Regions from separate parts of the Homo sapiens genome. Here regions 1 and 3 are each linked to region 2. The links are chromatin contacts, found by Hi-C or POLR2A ChIA-PET in ENCODE. All regions are on one chromosome and are shown on one strand. Each heading gives the region's core, a stretch centred on a gene start or an enhancer-like site at or near the end of the contact. The rest is flanking DNA. Distances are from core to core; before and after follow the strand shown.

Evidence for each region. Hi-C counts contacts between places; a loop is a spot of excess contacts on that map. ChIA-PET counts read pairs that join two places held with the same protein, here RNA polymerase II (POLR2A). Pooled maps may share reads with other maps.
Region 1: a pooled map shows a loop between it and region 2 (2.9-fold over the local background). The contact joins two enhancer-like sites. A Hi-C loop is called at or near these places in 1 of 168 maps with a recorded cell type or tissue (breast epithelium), 1 of 37 single-sample maps with no recorded cell type and 1 of 50 pooled maps.
Region 3: a loop to region 2 is called in a map with no recorded cell type, with 16 times the contacts of the local background. The contact joins two enhancer-like sites. A Hi-C loop is called at or near these places in 2 of 37 single-sample maps with no recorded cell type and 3 of 50 pooled maps. POLR2A ChIA-PET finds 5 or more read pairs at or near these places in 1 of 52 experiments (GM12878).

What each region holds. Positions count from the first base shown.
Region 1 is chr18:50,830,703-50,834,240 of GRCh38, reverse strand. No RefSeq gene overlaps it. Among named protein-coding and RNA genes, the nearest start is that of MRO, 12 kb to the right of the region's middle. RefSeq lists an enhancer at 1,538-1,647. Within about 2 kb of position 1,385, at least 2 of the 41 ENCODE cell types and tissues checked have a DNase peak (open chromatin) inside an H3K27ac peak, as active enhancers do.
Region 2 is chr18:50,311,263-50,314,632 of GRCh38, reverse strand. No RefSeq gene overlaps it. Among named protein-coding and RNA genes, the nearest start is that of CXXC1, 25 kb to the right of the region's middle. Within about 2 kb of position 1,777, at least 3 of the 41 ENCODE cell types and tissues checked have a DNase peak (open chromatin) inside an H3K27ac peak, as active enhancers do; they include GM12878, where a contact is called at or near this core.
Region 3 is chr18:51,152,425-51,155,645 of GRCh38, reverse strand. No RefSeq gene overlaps it. Among named protein-coding and RNA genes, the nearest start is that of MEX3C, 44 kb to the left of the region's middle. RefSeq lists an enhancer at 1,311-1,440. Within about 2 kb of position 1,550, at least 9 of the 41 ENCODE cell types and tissues checked have a DNase peak (open chromatin) inside an H3K27ac peak, as active enhancers do; they include GM12878, where a contact is called at or near this core.

The DNA.
Region 1 (3,538 bases), core at 136-2,635, 520 kb before region 2:
TTGCTTACATAAAGCCGTCCTGACCTGTACCGTTGTGGTGATGGTTTATGAACAATAACAGGCAGGTTGAGCTAAGCAGATGGTATTGGAGAGAGAGGGAGACCCTGCCTTGGGGGCTGGGGAGTGGAACGTGTGCAGATGACAGGGCTAGGAGAAATAAGGCTAGAAAAATAAAGTGGGGCAGAGCTTGGAAAGCTTTGAGGATCTGTATGAGGAGCCTGAACTTAAAAAGTTCTTGAGGATTCTAGGAAGATCCGCAAGATGTGAAATGATGTGAAGTGCACAGAGAATAAAATCAGGGCAATTTGTTTTGATTCCTTAATTAATTTATAAACTTCTTTTATTTTTCATCTATTTGATCTCCTTGGCCATATTGTGCCCAAGATGTGCATTCAGAAAATATTCTAAAGGCCGGGTGTGGTGGCTCATGCCTGTAATCCCAGCCACTTTGTGGGTCCGAGGCGGGTGGATCAGTTGAGCTCAGGAATTTGAGACTAGCCTGGCCAACATGGCAAAACCCCGTCTCTGCTAAAAATACAAAAACTGACCAGGTGCGTTGGCACATGCCTGTAATCCCAGCTACTCAGGAGTCTGAGGCAGGAGAACTGCTAGAACCCAAAAGGCAGAGCTTGCGGTGAGCCGAGATCTCACCACTGCACTCCAGCCTGGGTGACAAAGCAAGACTCCACCTCAAAAAAAAAGTGTGTGTGTATATATATATATATATATATACACACACACACACATATTTACATATACATATATTTATACATATATATATGTGTATGTGTATCTATATATAAAATTGTTTATTGAACCCAAACCAATGAAGTGACAGGATTACCAAGAAACATATGCTCGAGGTTGAAGCCATGAGACTCTGGAATTTTTGCAAATCTTCTAGGGTCTCTCTCTGTCACCCAGGCTGGAGTGCAATGGCACGATCTCAGCTCACTGCAACATCCACCTCCTGGGCTCAAGCAATTCTCTTGCCTCAGCCTCCCTAGTAGTTGGGACTGTAGGCATGCATAGCTACACCCAGCTAATTTTAAAATGTTTTATAGAGATGGTGTTTTGCCGTGTTGCCCAGACTGGTCTTGAACTCCTGGACTCAAGTGATCTGCCTGCATTTGCCTCCCAAAGCACTAGGATTACAGGTGTGAACCACTGCACCTGGCCTGCAAATCTTGTTGCTAATTGATATTAAAGATAACTTGGAAGACAGAGGGCAGGTGGTTCTTCCTTCCGCCATTACCAGTTCAAATGAATAATGTGGCCCCAAAGCACATGATGCTGAGTAACATCGGTATAGGTTCCCCTTCATTACTTTCTCTTTTGTTCAGATCTGCAGGTTGTGGAACCCCAGCCTCAAAGAACTGGCTGGCTACTTTTAGAAAGCCCTAAATTCAAAACTTGAAAGCAGAAAAAAATAGAAAATGATTTTTCATTTGTATTTCCTGTAAAACAACCAACTCTTATTACCTAACTTTAAAATCTCATTGATTTTACAGTTTCCGTCTTTATGTCACCTTTCCAGAAGCTTATTGATTAAACAGTGTGTGTTGTCTTTATTTACCCCCTGCCCACAACCTAGCCTCACTCCACAGCACATCTCCTGGGTGTGCCCTGGAGCTTCCAGCGTTGGAAGCTTTCTGGTTGATAATGCCTATTTTGATTGCAGCAGTAAAGTCACCAAGGACTAGAAATCCCCTGCTTCCCACTTTAGCAACTGAAGCTCATTTTGTTTGTAATTGCTAGATATTTTAGGCGGAAGAGGAATGATGGCTGGATGTGGGGAGAGGAGGGAGGAAAAACATCATGAAGGACTCTAGCTAAGAGCTTTCCAGAAAGACAACGGCTTTCCATTCAGTATTTGGAGTTTACTTGTCTAAAATATTTTAGCAAAATTGCTATAGCTCTAAGCTGCATTGTCAAGTCACACCATGAAGACAAACATCTCGTGTAGCAGGTCCTTGCAAGGAAACAGCAAAGGGAAGGGGGAAGGGTTACTCCCTACTGCCAATGACTGGTCATAGCCAAGCTTTGGCTATTAAATTAATTGCCCATCAACATCACAAATGCCCAGGGTAGGGGGGCCACTAAAATAATTATGGTAGATCAGTCCCTTTCATGACCATTAGTGCAATTCTGCAAAGGCTCCCAGGCCACTAACTCTTTCAGCACATCATCTCAAGAAGTATCCTAACTGTACTCTTAGATGACCATTTGGGGTACATGTTTGGGAGGGGAGTTGTAAATAATTTCCTACACTGATGATGTGGTGTGCCTTAGTGATGGGTAAGGCCACATTCTTATCATCAGTAAAGAGATCATGCTATCATTAGGAGCTGCCCAACTGGAAGAGTGTCACCACCATAATTCTTTATTAATTATAACTCATTGAATAGTGGTGTTACCCCAAGAAGTTGCTGTGGAGACCTTCACCCAATGAGTGACCATCTTGTGCACAACAGAGAAAGTCTATTGTCATAAACAAGTTAACACCCTACCACACACAAATTACAGTAGTACTAAACAAAATGTCTATTTACTTAAGCTACTATTACATTTAATTAGTTGCTGGGAAATAAGAAATGCATCTTCTAACAAGCTAACTCATTATAATTCCTGTCTTGCTTCTGTAGAATCACATTCAAGTGTTACGAATGCCTCAAACAATTGTTTGCTTCCGTGAAAGTGAAAAGAAACACTAAAAATGTGATAAGGATTTTAAAGACTCAGATAAATGAAAGAATAATTTGCTAAAAGCCCATCATGTGCCAAGTACTGTGCTGGGGGCCATGGGTTTGGAGTCAGGTCCTCCGAAAGCTGAAACACAGGCCTTGCTTTCCACAGGCTCACAGACCAGGGGCAGGAGATTCCCATGTGATAATTTGAATATAAATTGGTTAGTGCTACAGGCCTTCTCAGAATTGCAGAGGGCATGGAGAGAGATTGGTCAGGCTGTAAGATCTAGGGAGGATTTTCCTTGTGGGGTTTAAACAAGGCCTGGAAAAAATGCTTAATTGGGGTGAGGTGGGGGAGCAATAGAGAGGGTTGCATAGTCCTAGACATGAAAATAGACAAGAGGCCGGGCGCGGTGGCTCATGCCTGTAATCCCAGCACTTTGGGAGGCTGAGGTGGGTGGATCCTGAGGTCAGGAGTTCGAGATCAGCTTGGCCAAGATGGGGAAACCCCGTCTCTACTAAAAATACAAAAATTAGCCGTGTGTGGTGGCGGGTGCCTGTAATCCCAGCTACTGGGGAGGCTGAGGCAGGAGAATTGCTGGAGGCCAGGAGGCAGTGGTTGCAGTGAGCCGAGATAGTGCCACTGCACTCCAGCCTGGGTGAAAGAGCAAGACTCTGTCTCAAAAAAAAAAGAAAAAAAGAAAATAGACACAAAATGTAGACATTTTCGAGGAAGTGAAAGGAGCTGACTGTAATGAAAGTGTGAGTCTGTGATGTCTCTGAGCTGGGAGGACAGCAGAAGGGAAGCAGATATGATGTGGGGCAGCCATGTGGCTGGGTTAGGACACTGG
Region 2 (3,370 bases), core at 528-3,027:
ACTACCTATAATGTGAGCTGGATGCCAGAGAGGCTCAGAGGTAATTGGAAATTAGAGCATTGGCCTCTTATTTAAACAATATAGGTGAATCAATGTAGGAGCTTTATGGTAGGAAATTTCTCCAATATTTAGTAATAAGAGATTTATAAGACTTGAAAGCATGAGTTAATCTATTTGAAGAAAAAGGAGTACATATCTCAGTCAGAATTCCAGCAAAATGTGCAGATAGTATTTAGGGAAAGCAATAAGCAATAGTAGGTTCCCTACAGTTTGCAACACCAGGGAACTATTACTACATCTAGCCTGGAAGGCAATGTTTATGGAAACCTATTGAGAACAGCTGTATGGGAGAGGGCCATCTGAGAGGAGCTGTGAAATTTGCTAGGGTACTTGGTAACCCATAGAGAATCGACAGGGAAAGATCTGGGACAGTAAGCACCCTCCCTCATTCACTTCCCAGGACAGCAACCACCCTCCCTCATTCACCTCCCAGTCTCTAGGTCTCCTGGTGATCCTCCCCAGTGATTAAACCAGCTGTAAGCCAAAAGTCAAAGGCTACTCATGAAACAGTCCACAAAGGTCAGCCCTCTGAGGCAGAGAGTACGGTGGCAAAAGGTAAACAGTGCATTTGTTGGACAAAAATGAAAGACAAAATTGTTAGACAAAATTATCTGCATATACTTTCTACCTACCATTCCCATTTTGGTAGAATAATTTTTACAACACAGACATAGTTACACACACACAAACAATTGTAACTGAGTACTATATATAGGTTACATAATTATATTTATAATATAAAGCTATTGTAATATAAAACAGTTGTAATACAAATCTGATTATAACATAAATAGACTTTGCTATTTTGAATAGTACTGCAATAAACATAGGAGTACAGGTGTCTTTTTGATAGAATGATTTCTTTTCCTTTGAGTAGATGCCCAGTAGTGGGACTGCTGGGTCAAATGGTAGTTCTATTTTTAGTTCTTGGTAAAATGTCCAATGTGTGGTAAGTAAATACACCAAGACACAAAGAATTGCAGCAGAGAAAGAGGTTTAATCACAAGGCAGCCAAACAAGGAGACTGGAGGAAACCTCAAATCCACCTCCTCAAGGAGTTTAGGATCTAGGGATTTTAAGGGGTTTGGATGGTTAGTGGGCCAAGGTATAAGGATCACTGATTGGTTGAAGAATGAAGGGTGACGTCATGGAACTAAAGAAATTGCATTCTTGCATTGAGTCAGTTCTCCTTTTGGTGTCTTCAGACTGGTGGGCATGAGCTGTCCTGCTAGAATTCAGGATCTGGGCCAGGCATGGTGGCTCATGCCACCATGACAGAGATTCATCCCAGCACTTTTGGAGGCCAAGGCAAGAGGATCTCTTGAAGCCAAGAGTTCAAGAGCAGCCTGGGCAACAGAACAAGATTCTGTTCCTACAAAAATAAAATAAAGTTAGTTGGGTGCGGTGGTAAGCACCTATAGTCCCAGCTACTTGGGAGGCTGAGGTGGAAAGATCACTTGAGCCCAGAAGTTTAGAGGCTGCAGTGAACTGTGATCATGCCACTGTACTCCAGCCTGAGTGACAGAGCAACATCTTGTCTCTAAAAATAATAATAATACAATTTTTAAAAAAGAATTCAGAATCTGAAAATCATCTTGAATGGAAAGTTTCAGACTTCTAATGCTAAAGATGCTATCTATAGGAACAATGAGGAAGTTCATGGTCTGTGTTCTGGCCTACGTGACTTTCGGTTAGTTAGCAATTACAGCGAAGTGGGCCAAAGTGTAGCCTGATTAATGCTTGACTGCCCTTCAGCCCAAAACCTGGCATGTTATTATGAGGATGGTTTCAAGAAGACAGAATGAGAGAGGAAAAACTAAAATGTAAGAATAAAATAAAGCAACTGAGAGAATACTAACGTGAGAATATTAAAAAGAATTTGGAAATGCCAATTTACAGAAATAACAGCCTTAAGAGTGGATACACATCAGTCATACCCTTATATGTTGGTAAAAATATGCATCAGTATATAATACAATGTGTAGAAAAGAACTAGCAAAGCAGACCTGAGACTGCTATTCTTAGAAAGGCCTGCTTGCAAAGTTGGCCCTTGGCTGACATCTGGGAACTTAACTGGTAAACAGGTACCTACACTGATATAAAACTTTCCCTTGGTCGGGCACAGTGGTTCATGCCTGTAATCCTATAACCTTGGGAGGCTGAGGCAGGAGGATTGCTTGACGTCAGAAGTTCAGAAGTTCTAGGCAATATAGCAACACTCCGTCTCTACAAAAATATTTTATAAATTGGTCAGGTGTGGTGGCACACATCTGTAGTCCTAGCTACTATGAGGCTGAGACAGGAGGATTGCTTGAGCCTGGGAGTTTAACGCTGCAGTGAGTTCTGATCAAACCCCTACACTCCAGCCTGGGTGACAGAGCAGGACCCTGCCTCTAAAAAAGTAAAATAAAATAAAACACTTTCCCTAAATGATAAGGGTGGCTCACTGTGCCTAGACTGTGTGGACAGTATGGTTTATGCTGAACAACTGCTTTCCATCTGGGTATCTGGAATCATGGTACATGGTAGGCAGGGAATGCCTATATGTCCAGCTCCCAGTAAAAGCCTTAGGGACAGTCTCTAATGACACCCCGATAACATATCACACATTGTCACACTCATTGCTAGAGGAAGTATGTCTTGTGCAACTCCACTGGGAGAGAACTCTTGGAAACTTGTGCCTGTGGTCCTTTGGACTTTGCCTCATGTGCCTTTTACCTTTGCTCATTTTGCCTTGTATCTTTTCATTGCAGCAAATCTTAGCCATGATTATGACTATGTGCTAAGTCATGTGTGCCCTTCTGGCAAATCATCAAAACTGGAGCTGGCCTTAGGAAGCCGCAACACATGCAGATATTGATTTTGTCTGTGCTCTAGAGTTCTGTGTTCAACCTCAAGTTAGCATGGAGGAACCAAAGTGCGATTTTGTAATTGAATTCTAGATATTAGCTTCAGTCTTACCCCTGGCAAGAAGTACCTTGAAAGTTTCTGTCCTAGAGGTCTTTGGTAGATCTGTGTTCTCCTCTCCTGCCGCTGTGGTCCCCACTTGAGCTGATTCTTAGTTCCTTGTTCTGCATTGCCTGTTCCCATGCCTGGAATTCTAAACCTTGGAGCTTAATTGCATTTTTAAATCTATGTCCTGATCCAGGTCCACTGTGATCCTCAGCTTTCAGAACCCTGGTCTTCACCATGCCCAGTCAATGCTATGGCTGCTCCGTTAGCTTTTTCATCTAGTTTCTCCCGTCCTGAGTTTCCCTGAGCCTATGCCCTAACTTCAGCCCAAGGCTAATTACAGCACTCAGAGTAGGAA
Region 3 (3,221 bases), core at 301-2,800, 840 kb before region 2:
AAGATTGTCCTGGATGTCTGGTTAAACAACAAAAAGTCTATTTAAAACTGTAGCAATAGTTTGAACTTGTAGCAAAGAGGAAAATTGTGGGGTTAAACTTCGTATTTTCTTTCTTATAGAAGCTTCTAAAAAGGTACTTTTATGTATTCTTTTTAGGAAATATTGTGTACAGCTTTTAAAACATCAATGTTTGGATCAAAACAAGACCCAGCTTATTTTCTGCTTGCTGTAAAATAAGCAAACGTGCTATAATGAAAACAAAATGAAGGAAATAATGGTTAACTGGAAAGAAAGAAAAAAAAAAAAAAGAAAGGCAAATTCTCTGTTCCATTCCAGGCCCAATGGATCAGAAACTTTGTGGGTGGGCCTGAGATCCACTTGGCTGGATCAGGGGTCCCTGAGTTTTTGTATTGCCTGCCCTGACCACAGGACAAAAAGTTGTTCATGTACCCAAACATTCTGATTATTTAATTTTATAAATTACTTCTGCATACTTCCGTGTGACATTGCACTATCATGCTATTATTTTTTAACATCCAAAAAAGAAGAGTAAAAAGGATGAGATAAAGGTGAAATTAAAAATATTTTAAATGTCTTATTACCCTCTCTTGGCACAATACGCACTTCAGACAACATCCAACCAGAATGATTATGGATGTAAAGCCGTATTTCAAATAGTCTTCTGGATGATTGCAATTTCAGCCAACTCTTCAAGGTCTGAGGAAAGTGCTGCTGTTTTCATTTCATAACGTGGCTGGGGGCAGAGGAGGGAGGGTCAGCTCTGCCATGTGGGGGCTGCGTGGTATGATTTCATATTAGTGTTATCTTCAGTCCAAGATTTCTTTTCAACATTGTTTTAAAGCCACTTATCCTTTTTGGGAGCCTTAGTTGACTTAAAAATAGATAATAGAATATCTAAATTCCCTTTGGTGGGCACTATGTAAGTTGCAATTTGATGAAATCCCCGCTCTTCCTCCCACAAAGTACTCCTCCTACACAGCCGTCTAAGGCACGTGAGTCCCTCAACGTTCAAAATTACTAACATTGCACAGCTTTTTCTTTCATGTTGGAAGCAAAATGTTAATCTGAGTAGATGCACTATTATTTTTCTTTCCTTAAGCCCTCTGGGATGTATGTACTCCACTTTGGAGACCCCTGCTCCAGACTGAACACATCACCCCTCCACTTCCCTTGAAAGCCCTGTGGAGTCCCTCAAGAGATTTCATCAATCCAGAGGCTCAGCCAACAGCTGCACAGTTTGCCTAAGGAAGGCTCAGTCCAGGGGGCTCGCAGGAGACCACATATCCCCCTTTCCTCCGTGACTAGTCCACCCTGAGTTTCTGTTACCACTCAAGAGGCTCAGACACAGGAGTGTGGAGTCTCGCCCGCAGCCAGCATGGCAGGGGCAGCTGCTAGACAGCCCCAGGCAGGCGGCACTGGGCCCTGACCCCACATGCCAGGCCCTATCCAGCGGCTACCACAGGCAGTGGGCCAAGGGGCTTTCCCTGTGGGCAGCCCCAGCTGGCGGGCGAAGGCTGGGGGAATACGAGGTAGGGGCAGCTGCGACACCAGCTTCTTGTGGCATTTCTGAAATCTCATTTCCTGCCATAATTCTGAAGCAGGTGTTTCTGTTTTTTAGAGCGTCTTCAGTTGCTATTCTGGTCGTGTGAGTCGCTAGTTTTTTCCAAAGACTGAACTGCTATTTTTTCCTCTGGTGGAGGCATGGTGAGCAGCTGGTCCCCCCACCAGGATCAGTTGGGTAGCAGGCCAGCCCCCCTCGGCCAGCCCTGGCCTGGGGGCATGGGGACCCTTCACAGACTGAGTTGAGGAGCCACAGGGGAGCAGGGAGTACCGTCCGCTGAGCGGCCACCCAGCACTTTGTGTTTCAGTTCGCACTGAGCATGTAGTGTGCACCTGCCTTGCCCAGGAGAAGCAAAACAAAAACAAGCCAGGTCCCCAGCGCCTGTCTGGGGGACCTCAGCCCCACAGGGCATTGGGAGTGGCTGGAGTCAAACCCAGGCCTAGGGAGAGGCAGGTAAAGAGCTTCTTAAGTGAAATACCAGGGTCTCAAATCCAAGAATTTTAGATCTGGAGTTTCCAAACACCCTGAGACTCATACCAGACACATTCAGTAGGTCCTCTCTACAAGACTTTTAGTTTTCATTTGAATTAAAGTCTTAAAAATTAATGTAAACACATCTGACATCAGATGATCATCTCACAACTCTCACAACTAAGTATGTCTAGAGATCTCAGAGCCAAATAGTAGTAATTTTATAGGACGGAGCAGAGGATTTCATTTGTAAACGCCACAATAGTGTTCTGTATAGTGAAATGTTGCAATTTTTCCAATAGAGGCAAGATTTGGAAGAGCCCCATCATCAGACCACACAGCCTGGGTATCACTGAGTGCAGCATTCATGGTGTTTGAGTTCAGAAAAACAACATAGCAAGTCACATTAATGTGCTAACAAGTTCGGGTGGTTTTTCAGGAACTTTTGGTGTTTTCTTTGTACACTGATTTTGGTTTTAGAATTACTTAAGAGCCATTAAAATATATAGAAGTTAAATAATTTTATGGCTGGGTGCGGTGGCTCACACCTGTAATCCCAGCACTTTGGGAGGCCAAGGCGGGCGGATCACGAGGTCAGGAAATCGAGACCATCCTGGCTAATACGGTGAAACACCGTCTCTACTAAAAATATAAACAATTAGCCAGGCATTGGGGTGCATGCCTGTAATCCCAGCTACTGGGGAGGCTGAGGCAGGAGAATGGCGTGAACCCAGGAGGCGCAGTTTGCGGTGAGCCGAGATCGCGCCACTGCACTCCAGCCTGGGCGACAAAGCAAGACACCTTCTCAAAAAATAAAAATAAAAAATTATGTTCGTACTTATTTAAGTAATATGATAAACAAAATAATTTCAGTCATCCCTAGGGAATCATACGATTTCTGGTTTCCTTTGTGTAACAGAGGTTTGTACCTGACTCCGATGTAAAAACCATTACTCTCATGTTTGAATCAGATAGCTAGAATTATCTACAACAAAGGCTCATGCTGGAAGAATTAAAGCGAGGTCTTTCAGGGCTTAGGACTAGCAAAGATAGGGGGCCCTAGGGAAGCCTGTTGTCCCTAGCGTGTTTACTGGGAGCTGAGGTTAAGCAGACGCGGAAGAGGTAAAAAAAAAAAAAATAAAAAATAAGAGGCGAGGCTAACATCTAG